Regions from separate parts of the Homo sapiens genome. Here region 2 is linked to region 1. A link is a contact called in ENCODE Hi-C or POLR2A ChIA-PET data. All regions are on one chromosome and are shown on one strand. Each heading gives the region's core, a stretch centred on a gene start or an enhancer-like site at or near the end of the contact. The rest is flanking DNA. Distances are from core to core; before and after follow the strand shown.

The links. A loop is a pair of places that touch in the nucleus more often than their neighbours do. ChIA-PET counts read pairs that join two places held with the same protein, here RNA polymerase II (POLR2A). Pooled maps may share reads with other maps.
Region 2: a loop to region 1 is called in a pooled map, with 2.8 times the contacts of the local background. The contact joins the enhancer-like site here to the promoter of RPS21 in region 1. A Hi-C loop is called at or near these places in 1 of 50 pooled maps. POLR2A ChIA-PET finds 5 or more read pairs at or near these places in 5 of 52 experiments (BJ, Caco-2, OCI-LY7 and 2 more).

The regions. Positions count from the first base shown.
Region 1 is chr20:62,382,519-62,388,352 of GRCh38, forward strand. It overlaps RPS21 (ribosomal protein S21), which reads left to right and starts at 4,585. Exons shown (of 6, transcript NM_001024.4): 1 at 4,585-4,618; 2 at 4,803-4,870; 3 at 5,093-5,156; 4 at 5,325-5,396; 5 at 5,791-5,834. The coding sequence starts at 4,821. It overlaps RPS21-DT (RPS21 divergent transcript), which reads right to left and starts at 4,471. Exons shown (of 1, transcript NR_186459.1): 1 at 3,785-4,471. RefSeq lists enhancers at 499-678, 3,723-3,772, 4,051-4,742, 4,743-5,434 and silencers at 4,123-4,242, 4,673-4,862.
Region 2 is chr20:62,568,707-62,574,587 of GRCh38, forward strand. It overlaps MIR1-1HG (MIR1-1 host gene), which reads left to right. Exons shown (of 4, transcript NR_171007.1): 4 at 1,738-2,058. It also overlaps the pseudogene RPL7P3. Among named protein-coding and RNA genes, the nearest start is that of MIR133A2, 6.7 kb to the left of the region's middle. RefSeq lists enhancers at 598-1,099, 3,402-3,531 and a silencer at 3,122-3,211. Within about 2 kb of position 1,910, at least 2 of the 41 ENCODE cell types and tissues checked have a DNase peak (open chromatin) inside an H3K27ac peak, as active enhancers do.

The sequences.
Region 1 (5,834 bases), core at 3,335-5,834:
AAACCTGGGGTGACACTGGCAGTCAAAGTTATATATAGCAATTGCGGGGCAGAAGCAGGTGTGAGTGTGCTCTCAGGTGGATGCAGGGGCACTCAGAGACCCTGACTGGGATCACCCTGCAAAGGCAGCAACTGCTCTGAGCCGCTGGGGGCTGCTCTAGGATTCTGCAAAAAAGGCTCAGGCCGACGGTGTCTTCGAGTGCTAGGTCCTCCTGCCTCCTCAATCCCTCCTTCACACCTGCCCTCTGGCCCTTTCCCACGAGACCCACTGGAGGCCCAGTAAACAACTTACTGTACAGACAGCGGGTGGAGGGATGGAGGGGAGGGGCTCAGCTCCCTTCAGCCAGCCCCGTCCCTGCTCCAGCACTGCTCTCAGACACCACCTAGTGGCTTCTGGGGACAGTGCTGGTGGCCCCAAGCCTCCTGACAGGTAAGCAGTGCCACCTCCTCTGCAGGCCCCTGGAGGCTCTCCTGATGGAGCGACCCAGACGGCTTCCCTCGGGAGGACACTCCCCTCTCTGTTTTGGGGGTCTGCGATTTTGTACAGAAGGTTTTCTTAAAGAAGTGCTCATCCAGATTTCGTGGGCTCAGGAGATTTAGGTTGCAGAGGTTTCCCTTGAAGAACTCAGCCTTGGAGACCCGGCGCCCAGAGAGCGGACTTCAAGCTTTGTGTGAGTGAGTGCGTCCTAGAGTCTTGCCAAATAGCACCTATAGTCTCTGTAAAATTTTTGAGCTATAATTGATGCAAAATAAAATCCACTTTTTAAAGGATACAATTTGACGTTTTGACTTTTTTTTTTAAGACAGAGTCTTGCTCTGTCGCCCAGGCTGGAGTGCAGTGGCGTGATCTGAGCTCACTGCAAACCTCCGCCTCCCAGGTTCACGCCATTCTCCTGCCTCAGCCTCCTGAGTAGCTGGGACTACAGGAGCCCGCCACCATGCCCGGCTAATTTTTTGTATTTTTAGTAGAGACGGGGTTTCACCATGTTAGCCAGGATGATCTCGATCTCCTGACCTTGTGATCCACCTGCCTTGGCCTCCCAAAGTGCTGGGATTACAGGCATGAGCCACCGCACCTGGCCAATGTTTTGACTTTTATATGCAACTGTGAAACCATTGCCATCATCAAGACAGCATATACCTCCCATCACTCCCCGCGTTTCCTGTGTGTGTCTGTAATCCCATCATCAAGACAGCATATACCTCCCATCACTCCCTGCGTTTCCTGTGTGCGTCTGTAATCCCACTTGCTCACCACCCCACCCCAGGCAACCACCAACATGATTCCTGTCAGTTTTGATTGGTTTGCATTTTCTAGAGTTTATACAAATAAAATCACACAGTATGCTGTCTTTCGAGGGGGACGTACCATTATTTATCCATCTGCCTGTTGGTGTATGTGTGGATTGTTTCCATTTTTGGCTATGACACATAAAGCCTCGATGAACATTTCAGTACCAGTCTCCGAATGGACATATGTTTTCTTTCCTTTTTTTTTTTTTTTTTGAGACGGAGTCTCGCTCTGTCGCCCGGGCTAGAGTGCAGTGGCGAGATCTCGGCTCACTGCAACCTCTGCCCAACGGGTTCAAGTGATTCTCCTGCCTCAGCCTCTCCAGTAGCTGGGATTACAGGCGTGCACCATCAGGCCCAGCTAATTTTTGTATTTTTAGTACAGACAGGGTTTTGCCATGTTGGCCAGGTTGGTCTCCAACTCCTGACCTCAGGTGACCCACCCGCCTTGGCTTCCCAAAGTGCTGGGATTACAGGAGTGAGCCACTGCACCCAGCCTGGATACAGGTCTTTTATCAGATACAGGTTTTGAAAATATTTTCTGCCAGTCTGTGGCTTTCTTTCTTTCCTTCCTTTCTCTCTCTTTTTTTTTCTGGGTCTCCTGTCACCCAGGCTGGAGTTCTGTGGCATGATCATGGCTCATTGTAGCCTCCACCTCCTGGCTCAACTGATCCTCCCACCTCGGCCTCCTGAGCATCTGAGACTACAGACACACACCACTACATCCGGCCAATTTTTAAATTTTTTTGTAGAGGGGTTTCACCATGTTGCCCAGGCTGGCTGGCCTCAGACTCCTGAGGTCAAGCAATTGCCTGCCTCAGCCTCCCACAGTGCTAGGGTTACAGGCATGAGCCATCACTCCTGGCCTCTAATCTGCTTTTTTTGATGTGTCTTTGTCTGATTTGGGTATCAGGATAATACCGGCCTCATAAAATGATTGGAAGCATTCCCTCCTCCTCTATTTTTTGGAATAGTTTCAGTAGGATTGGTATTAGTTCTTTAAAAAATGTTTGGTAGGCCAGGTGTAGTGGCTCACGCCTGTAATCCCAGCACTTTGGGAGGCCAAGGCGGGCAGATCACGAGGTCAGGAGTTAAAGACCAGCCTGGCCAACATGGTGAAACCCCATCTCTACTAAAAATACAAAAATTAGCCAGGCGTGGTAGCAGACCCCTGTAATCCCAGCTACTCTGGAGGCTGAGGCAGGAGAATCGCTTGAACCTGGGAGGTGGAGGTTGCAGTGAGCCAAGACCGCACCACTGCACTCCAGCCTGGGAGACAGAGCAAGACTCCGTCTCAAACAAACAAACAAACAAACAAACAAACAAACAAAAACTAAGAATAGAGCTGCCATAAATAAAGCAATCCCACTGCTGGGCATATACCCAAAAGAAAGGAAATCAGTATATGAAAGAGATACCTGGCCGGGTGTGGTGGCTCATGCCTGTAGTCCCAGCTACTGAGGAGGCTGAGGCAGGAGAATCACTTGAACTCTGGGGGCAGAAGTTGCAGTGAGCCGAGATCGCACCACTGCACTCCAGCCTGGGTGACAGAGCGAGACTTTGTCTCAAAAAAAAAAGAAAGAAAGGAAGAGATACATGTGCTACGATGTTTATCACAGCACTATTATTTGTGGGAGCTAAAAATTAAAACAATTGAATTTGTGGAGACAGACAGTAGAAAGATGGTTACCAGAGGCTGGGAAGGGTAGAACAGTGGGAGGAGGGGGGCAAATGGGGATGGTTAATGGGTATAAAAAGACAGAAAGAATAAGACCTAGTGTTTGATAGCACAACAGGGTGTCTACAGTCAATAATGATTTAATTGCACATTTTAAAATGACTAAAAGAGTATAGTATTGGATTATTTGTAACGCAAAGGATAAATGCTTGAGGTGATGGATGCTCCATATACCCCATGTGATTACTACGCACTGCATGCCGGTATGAAAATATCTCATGTGCCCCATAAATGTACACACCCACTATGTACCCAAAAAATTAAACATAAAAAAACTTTTTTTTTTTGAGACGCAGTCTTGCTCTGTCGCCCAGGCTGGAGTGCAGTGGCGGGATCTCAGCTCACTACAAGCTCCGCCTCCCGGGTTCACGCCATTCTCCTGCCTCAGCCTTCCGAGTAGCTGGGACTACAGGCGCCTGCCACCACGCCCAGCTAATTTTTTGTATTTTTAGTAGAGATGGGGTTTCACCATGTTGGCCAGACGGGTCTCGAACTCCTGACCTCAGGTGATCCACCCACCTCCGCCCAAAGCGCTGGGATTACAGGCCTGAGCCACCGCACCTGGCCACTGAGTCTTAAGTTTTCTGAGGCTAGTTCTACATCCTAGGATCATGTCCCCCGCCCAGAGAAGACCCCAACATAGGCCGCGCTGCTCCCTCCGTCTACCGGTTTGGAGCTTCTCCTGGCAACAGGGTTCAGGCTACTAACAAGGCCTTCCTCAAGACCCCACCCATAACCAACGACCATACTTCGTGGGTCCATCTTTGTAACATCTTTACTTCCTTGGAGCAAATTCCCAGGAATGGGTTTTCGGGGTCCAAGGGTATGCACCTCTAGCACTACGACAAACGCGGCCAACACGCTTCAGGGAAACGGTGCCCCAGTTTGCATTCTGCTTCCCCTGCCCTGCCCTGGGGGTCTGACTGGTGAAACATGGGATGGCAGAGTGGTCGGGTGTTTCAGATTCCACGGTGGGCCGGGGTCTTTTCCTACCCTCGGGAGCCGTCTGAATTTCTCCTCTGCCGAGTTCCTGCGGGTGTCCTTCGCCCACCGGCCCGGGGGAGTGAGTAGCAGGCACCAGGTGAGCAGGCCTCCGCTCGCAGCGGCTACGTGCACGGGCAGGAGCACCGCCCCACGCCCCAGGTGGCCGCAGGGTGAGGGGACCGGAGGGCGGGAGGCGCACAATGGGGGGCACGCCCGTATCTCTAGCCCGGCCGGCAGCGGGCAGCGAGGCTCAGTCCTCGCCCCTTCTCCCAGCTGCTATTCGGGGCTCCCGAGGCGCTCAGAGGGGTCGACTGCGTCCGTGGGGCACAACCCAGGGGCCAGGCTAAGACGCCACACACGGCAACGACCCTCAACGACAACGACCCCCACGACGCCCCGCGCCCCAGGGCCAGCAGGCTGGGGTCCGAGAACCTCCTTGCCGGAAGCGGAAGTGCGTCACGGCGACGGCCGGCAAGCACGCACCGCGCAGACTCGCTGTGGTGGCGTGACCCGGAAGCGCTCGCCGAGGCCCCTCCTTGCCCGCCGATATCTCTGCCGGGTGACTAGCTGCTTCCTTTCTCTCTCGCGCGCGGTGTGGTGGCAGCAGGTGTGGCGCGCGGCGCGGGCTTCGGGCTCAGGGCTGGGGCTGGGGCGGGAGTGGGGGCTTGGACGCGGGGGACGGGGTGCGGGGTGCTGGGTGCGGCTGGGGCCGTGACCCTAGGGGCCGGTTTGCGCCGGGAGCCGGGGCACGGTTCCGGCCGTACTCACGGCGCCGCGCGGTGACTCCCCAGGCGCAGCCCAGCCTCGAAATGCAGAACGACGCCGGCGAGTTCGTGGACCTGTACGTGCCGCGGAAATGGTAAGCGCCCCCCACATGCCTCTCTTCCGTCCTTACCTAACCACCACGTCCCCTCGCCTGCCCTTGTTCCCCCACACCCCTCCCGTCCTTACCTCGTCACGTCCCTAACTTGTCCTGCCCCCGACGTTACTCTTTTCCATTCATATACCCCCAACCTCCCTCGTCCCCTCTTTCATTCTTACCGCCCAAGTCCCCTCTGCTCACTGCGCCCTTTCTCCACAGCTCCGCTAGCAATCGCATCATCGGTGCCAAGGACCACGCATCCATCCAGATGAACGTGGCCGAGGTGAGCTGGGAGCCCGGGAGGCGGGAAGGTTGTGATATATGTGCGGGAAAGGCAGGCTGTCCCATTGTGGAGGAGCCCCTGGGGTGAAGGTACAGGCAGAGGCTGGCTTTGAGGATTGGTGTTTCCCAAACCTGGGGGAGTGGTTTGTGACCCTTCTTCTCTTTCTAGGTTGACAAGGTCACAGGCAGGTTTAATGGCCAGTTTAAAACTTATGCTATCTGCGGGGCCATTCGTAGGATGGTGAGTGTTTCCCTGGGCTTTGCTCATCACTTCGGGACATCGTGGACTTTACCGTGCGCATTGGAGTGTGTGATGGTGCCTGAGTAGATCTGCTGGCAGAGTAGTTTGAGCCAGCTGGACTGGGCTGGCCGCCTGCCGCTTCTTGAGGGTGGAAGAGGGGTGCTCTGAGAAGACACTCAGGCAGCAGACTCTGCCTCTCACTAGGAGGTGCCCCCCCGACCCCGCTCCACCATAGTCAGGCTGCAGGCTGCCCCGGGAGAGGTGGCTCCCCTTCTGCGCCTGTCTCCATTCGCTCAGCGGGGGAGAGACGTGGGCTGGTGGCACAGCTGACCTTCTGCCATCTCAGGCAGCCGGAGTGGAAATATTCTTAGTGTGCTTTTTTTTTTTTCTTAAGGGTGAGTCAGATGATTCCATTCTCCGATTGGCCAAGGCCGATGG
Region 2 (5,881 bases), core at 660-3,159, 180 kb after region 1:
GTGACAGGAGTTGGCCCATCCCAACCTCGGCTGAGGATCTGCAGATCCTGGGTCCTGTATCACTGTAAGACAAGTCCAAGAGCTCATTAGAAATGCAGATTCCAGGCCCCGTACCCACCCCTACCCCAGTCAGAGCCTCCAGAGCAAGGGCCTGGGAACCTGAATTTTTACCGAGTGTGTTTGGTGAGTCTTATGAACAAGCCACATCAACCTGGTCCTCTTGATGCCTGCTGGCCCCGCACCTGCCCTGCGTACACCTTGCTCAGGTCCCCTCCCTCTCCTCCCTACCCCTCAGCGGGCCATCTCCTCTGGAAAGCCCCCCGGCCTCTCAGCAGTACGTCTCTCTCCTCTATACTCTAGCAGCCGCCATCACACTCGGGACCCTGTTGGCTGCAGTGGGTCACTGTGGAATCTCCCCTCTCCCCGCAGCCTTGGGTGGAGGGTGGGAGGTGTGTGCAGTTTCCCAGATGTCAAGGGATGAAGTAACGTAGTGTGTGTGTGTGCGTCTCCTTGTTCTGGGAGAAAGTGGTGTTGACCACAAACAAGCAGAAAGAAGGTTAAATTCTGCGACCCCAAGCAGCCCCTGGTGAGATGCCAGGCACTTCCTTCCAGACTTTTTTTCCATACGTAGCTCAGTTCATCCCCATCCCACCTCCCACCACACACACTAAGGCAGCGGCCACAGGGCTGATAAACAGCCCTTTCTGCAGAGCAGTGCCTGGGCCCCCTCCTGTATCATCAGTGGCTCTGTCCACCTTCCTGCCCGAGGTCCTGGGGTCAATGCAGTGCCAACACGCCATCCATGACCAATGCGAGCAACCTCACTGCTGTCCACAAATGCTCCTGTGCCAAGCCCTGGGCACAACGTTGTCCAAACTCTGCTGGCTCTGACATGCCTGTGGTTCCATGGCATCACCAAAAACATCCTGACTTCCTTCCTCCTGAGCATGGGATGGAGGCAAAGGCCTGAGCAGCCTCCCGTGGGTCACCCACCACGCCTGCTGCGCCCACCGCACCTGCTGCGCCCACCGCACCTCCTGCACCCACCACACCTGCCGCCCCTGCCGTGGCTCCCGTCCCTCTGCAGGGCCCTACTTCCCTCTCCTCAGCAGCTCGCTCAGGCGCTGTCCATCTCCCACCCCAGCACCCTGTCCCTCCTCAGGTCCTGCTGACCGGGCGGCCTCTGGTCTGCAGCAGGGCACACGGGCCACCAAGCGCTAGGCTGTGGGGTCGCTTGTCGAGGTTGTCTCTCCCAGCCCCTTGCTCCCGTGTCCGTGGCCTGGGACTTCCTCCAGGTGTATTTGTGGAGGAAGCCAGAGAACGGGGGCAGGGTGTGGACAAGCCTCCGAGGGCCTGAACAGGAGGCGGGGTCCCAGGCAGAATGGCCAATGCGGCCTCCCAAGTTTCAGGAACAACCCGTGATCTGGAAGCTTTGGAAACTCTTGAAGACAAGGAGCAATGACCTGGGTTGGACCAAGGATTCCAGATCCCTGCTCTGCTGCCTCCAGTGGGAACACCCACACGCCCTCCCCAGGACCCCTGGGCCGACCACCTGGGTTTGTGTGTTTCAGTCCTGGATCTTGAGCCCTTAGAAGAGACCCTGCTCCCACCCCGGCCACTCCGTCTCCTGCTTCCTCACTTTGTGTCCACTTGTCCCAGCGTGCTGGGGGCGAGGCTGGTGCTCTAGGACAGAATTCTGGTCCTGGCTCCTGCCCTGGGTTTTTTTTTTTCCTGTAGGTCAGCCCTGAAATGTCCATTACTCACAAAGAAAAGGAAAATGCTCATTTGAAAGAAATTCTTCTCTTTGTCAATGCTGAGGCATTCTCTCAGCCCCAGCCCCACAGTGCTCCAGTGTGTGAAGGGCAACAGCTGACGGGGAAGTTCAGCACATCTGTGCTGACCAGGGCTGGAGGCGATGCCAGTCCGTGCAGCTGGGAACGCCTCCTCTGCTATGGCTGGAGCCACTGCTGAAGGGACTCCACCTGGCACCTATGCCACCAATGGCCCCTGAACGGGTATCTAGGCCCACCCTTAATAAAGATGAGCTGCTCATTCCCAGTTTCAGACCTTGTTTATCCTCCCCAGCTCCCCAGTGTGTTCTGGGGGAGATCCCTCCACTGTCAGACAAAAACTTCAGAATGACAGCGGTCATGCCACCGAGCACCAGCAGCATTGGCATGTGCTTCTCCTCGTCAGTGCGCCTCTGGCTCAGTCCAATGCCAAGCACTTACAGCTGGGGAAACACACACAAGCACATACACACCCCATACACTGGCACAGGCTCACATGTGCACACACCCACACATGTGCAAACACACACACGTGCAAACACACACACAGAGGCACATGCACATTCTCACACAGGCACACACAATGCACACATGCACGATGCACACACAGGCACACACGTGCACACCCAGACACATGCTTACACATGCACTTACCTGCACATTCCCACACACGGACATGCAGGCACACCCCTCCACACACACATAAACGCACATGTATGCACAGCTTCTCACAGATACACAAAGCAATGCAGGTACTCATGTATGTATACATGAGTACACATGCATGCACACAGGCACACACATGTGCACAAACATATATATGCACACACCCACACATGCACAACACACACACATAGGCACACATGTGCACACACTCACATGCACACACGCTCCCATCCCCCCACCACACAATCACACAGACGCCTAATGCCTCGCAGCAGGTGAGACCACCCATCAGTAGGATTAGGGGCCAACAGAGGGTTCCGGCAGCAGACGCAGGCAGTTTGGAGAAGGGGCTGGGTGTGAGCTAAGGCAGACAGGGGAGGCTGAGTGAGGGAGGAGGTTGGGTCCCTGAGGTGGGGGAGGGGGATGGGTGGGAGGTGGCTGAGGGAGCTTCCCTGAGAAGCTCAGAATGAGGCAGTCACATGGGGGGTTGTTTGGGCTTTCCCAGGTGAACCCTGTGCTTCCCCCTTCCCTTCCCTCTCCCTCTGTGTTCCCCTCCCCAAAGCTATGGCCCCTCACCACCCCTCTGCCCTGGCACCTCAATGAGACCCTGTGGAAGTTCCTGTAGACAGGAAGTGGGATGGGACCTGTGGGGAGGTGGGGCCTGTGGGGAGGTGGGGCCTGTGAGAAGGCGGGGCCTGTGGGAAGGCGGGGTCTGTGGGAAGGCGGGGTCTGTGGGAAGGTGGGGTCTGTGGGGAGGCGGGGCCTGTGAGAAGGTGGGGCCTGTGGGAAAGTGGGGCCTGTGGGAAGGCGGGGTCTGTGGGGAGGCAGGGCCTGTGGGAAAGTGGGGCCTGTGGGGAGGCAGGGAGCCACGACAGCCTGCCAGCTTTGCCTAACTTTTTATAACAGCTTGATTTTAAAAATGTTTCAAGTCTGTTTCAGTCTGTAGGTCCCTCCTGTTGCTCTCTCTTTTTTTTTTTATAATGTGTCTGCTGAAGGACCAGGTCGTTTGGCCTGGGGTGTGTCATGCATCAGGATTGCTGGTGGCGCCCTCTTGGTGCAGTTCTGCCTGTTCCTCTGTCCTCTGAGCTTCCTGTGTGCTGGTGGCTGGACCCGGAGACTCCTCCCACTCAGGCTGCATCCCTGCAGCAGGAACCCAGGTTCTGTTTTGTCCCCCCATCAGGAGGACACAGGTCAGGGCTGTGCACTCCTGGAATGGTGGCCAGGCTTGCTCTGTGCCTCAAGCCACTAATCCATCAAGGTTGCAAGACGGTGATGTCCTGAGTCTGGAAGTTCTTTTTCACTTATTTGTCGGGATACCTTTATGGAAACTCTTCTCCTCCACGCAGTCTCATCCCCAGTGCCACTGTCCAGAGGAAGCAGGATAAAGGCACAAATCTTCTCCTGCAGCCGCCGCTTTTCAGGAAAATGCACCAGGTCCCCGAAGCCCTCCTGAGGATTGGCTTGCTCGATACCACTGTGCGCGCAGGCCCCTTTCCAGCAGGAACTGTGGACGGCATCGAAGGGAAGAGAAGGTTCCTGCTGCACCAGAAGCCCCTTATGGAGCAGTGAAGGATTTCACAGAACTAAAGATCAGGTGCCTGAGACAGGAGTTTTTAAAAAGATGCTTTGAAAGCCAAGGGGGAAGCTGAGTTATGAGAAAGCTTTGCACCACCGCAAGGAATACAGAGCCCAGAGCTGGGATCCGAGTCACTGTGGCACTGGGACAGAGGCACTTCGTCGTACGCACCTGGGAGCCCAGACTGGCCTGGCCATTGGCAGCAGGGGGTCCCCGGTGTGGGCTTGCAGCTTGTTCACCTTTACTGTGTCTTCAGGGGCACATCTGTCCATCTCAGCAAGGCTTCAGTGAACGTGCCTTCAGGACGTGGAAGCAGACACCGCACTGTGTCGGGGGCCTGAACACGAAGTCGGTAGAGGAGCAGGTCTCCAGGCACGGCTCCGGCAACACCAACAGGAAGCGGGCCACCTTGGAGAGCGCTCTTCCACTGCTGGAGTTCCTGGTCAATACGGCATCGTCTGCGTGGAGGGTCTGATGCATGAGATCTACGCTGCTGGAAAACACTTCAAAGAAGCAGACTACCTCCTGTGGGCTGAAGTTCTCTTCTCCACCAGGTGAAATGAAGAAAAAGCCCACTCGTTTTGTAGAAGGTAGGGGTGCTGGCAGCCAGGAAGACCAGACCAGCAGGCTTTCTAGCAGAATGAACTCAGGTCTACATCATTATTTTTGTAATCTGGTAAGTTAATAAATGGTGACTGCCTTTGAATTTAAAAGAAATATGTATCATTATGGATTCATGAACCGAAACGTGTTTGGTAGGTCTCAGTCCACTGCAATTATTATCATCTTTGCAGCTCAGATCGTCCTGTCTCTGGCCAGGTGTGTCTCATCGGGTGGACCCCACGTCCTGCGTGCTCTCTCAGGGTCAGCTTGGTTGTCATATAATTTACATACAAAAAAAATGCACAGATTTTAAGTGTGAAGTTTGTAGAGTTTTAACAAATGTTGAGTTTTACACTCATGCAACCACCATCACAACCAAGATCTGGAAGATTCCATCAGTTCAAAAACTTCCCTCATATACCTTGGCAGTCATCCCCTTCCTCTGTCCCAGCAATCATGGACTAGCCAGCATGGATCAGATCTGTTTCAGCTGGAACTTTCTAAATGGAATCATGCAGTGTGTGGGCTGTGTGCCTGGCCTCTTTCAACATCATTTTAAGACTCTTCTGCGCTGTTGTGTGTTTCCATAGGTTTTGTTCCTTTTCTTTGCTGAGAAGGGCTCCATTCTATGACGACACCATTGGCCTGCTGATGGGCATTCGAGAGTCTCAGCCTCCACAGGGTGCAGAGGGCAGAGGCAGGGCTGCAGGAGCCACATGGGGCTGGTTGCTGTCACTCCTGCCATGCTGGGTTGGCTGGGGATAGAAACTCAACTCAGAAGATGAATCAACTTGCTTATGTGGCCAAGAGGTCTGAAAATAGGGCTGGATCCAGAACCCAAACCATGTCATCAGAAATCTTTCTCCATAGCTCAGCTCCACTTTCCTTGGGGCTAGCTTCACTCCTGGCAGGCTGTCTGCAGGCGGAGCAAAATGGACACTGAGATTTCAGGCTTATATATCTAATCGGTGGGACAGAGAGGGAGGAGAGAGGGAGAGAGAGAGAGAGAGGTGGAGGGGGAGAGAAAGATGCAGAGAGAGACAGAGAGAAAGAGACAGAGAGTGAGAGACGCACAGACAGAAAGAGACAGAGTGAGAGAAAGAGACAGAGAGGAGGGAAAGAGACAAAGAGAAAGAGAGAGACAGAGGGAAAAAGACACCAAAAGAGCAAGCACGAGAGAGATTCATTTCAAGAAACCCAGCAAAGGTCCCAAGATGGGCACTCGCTGGCCAGGCTTGGGTCACTT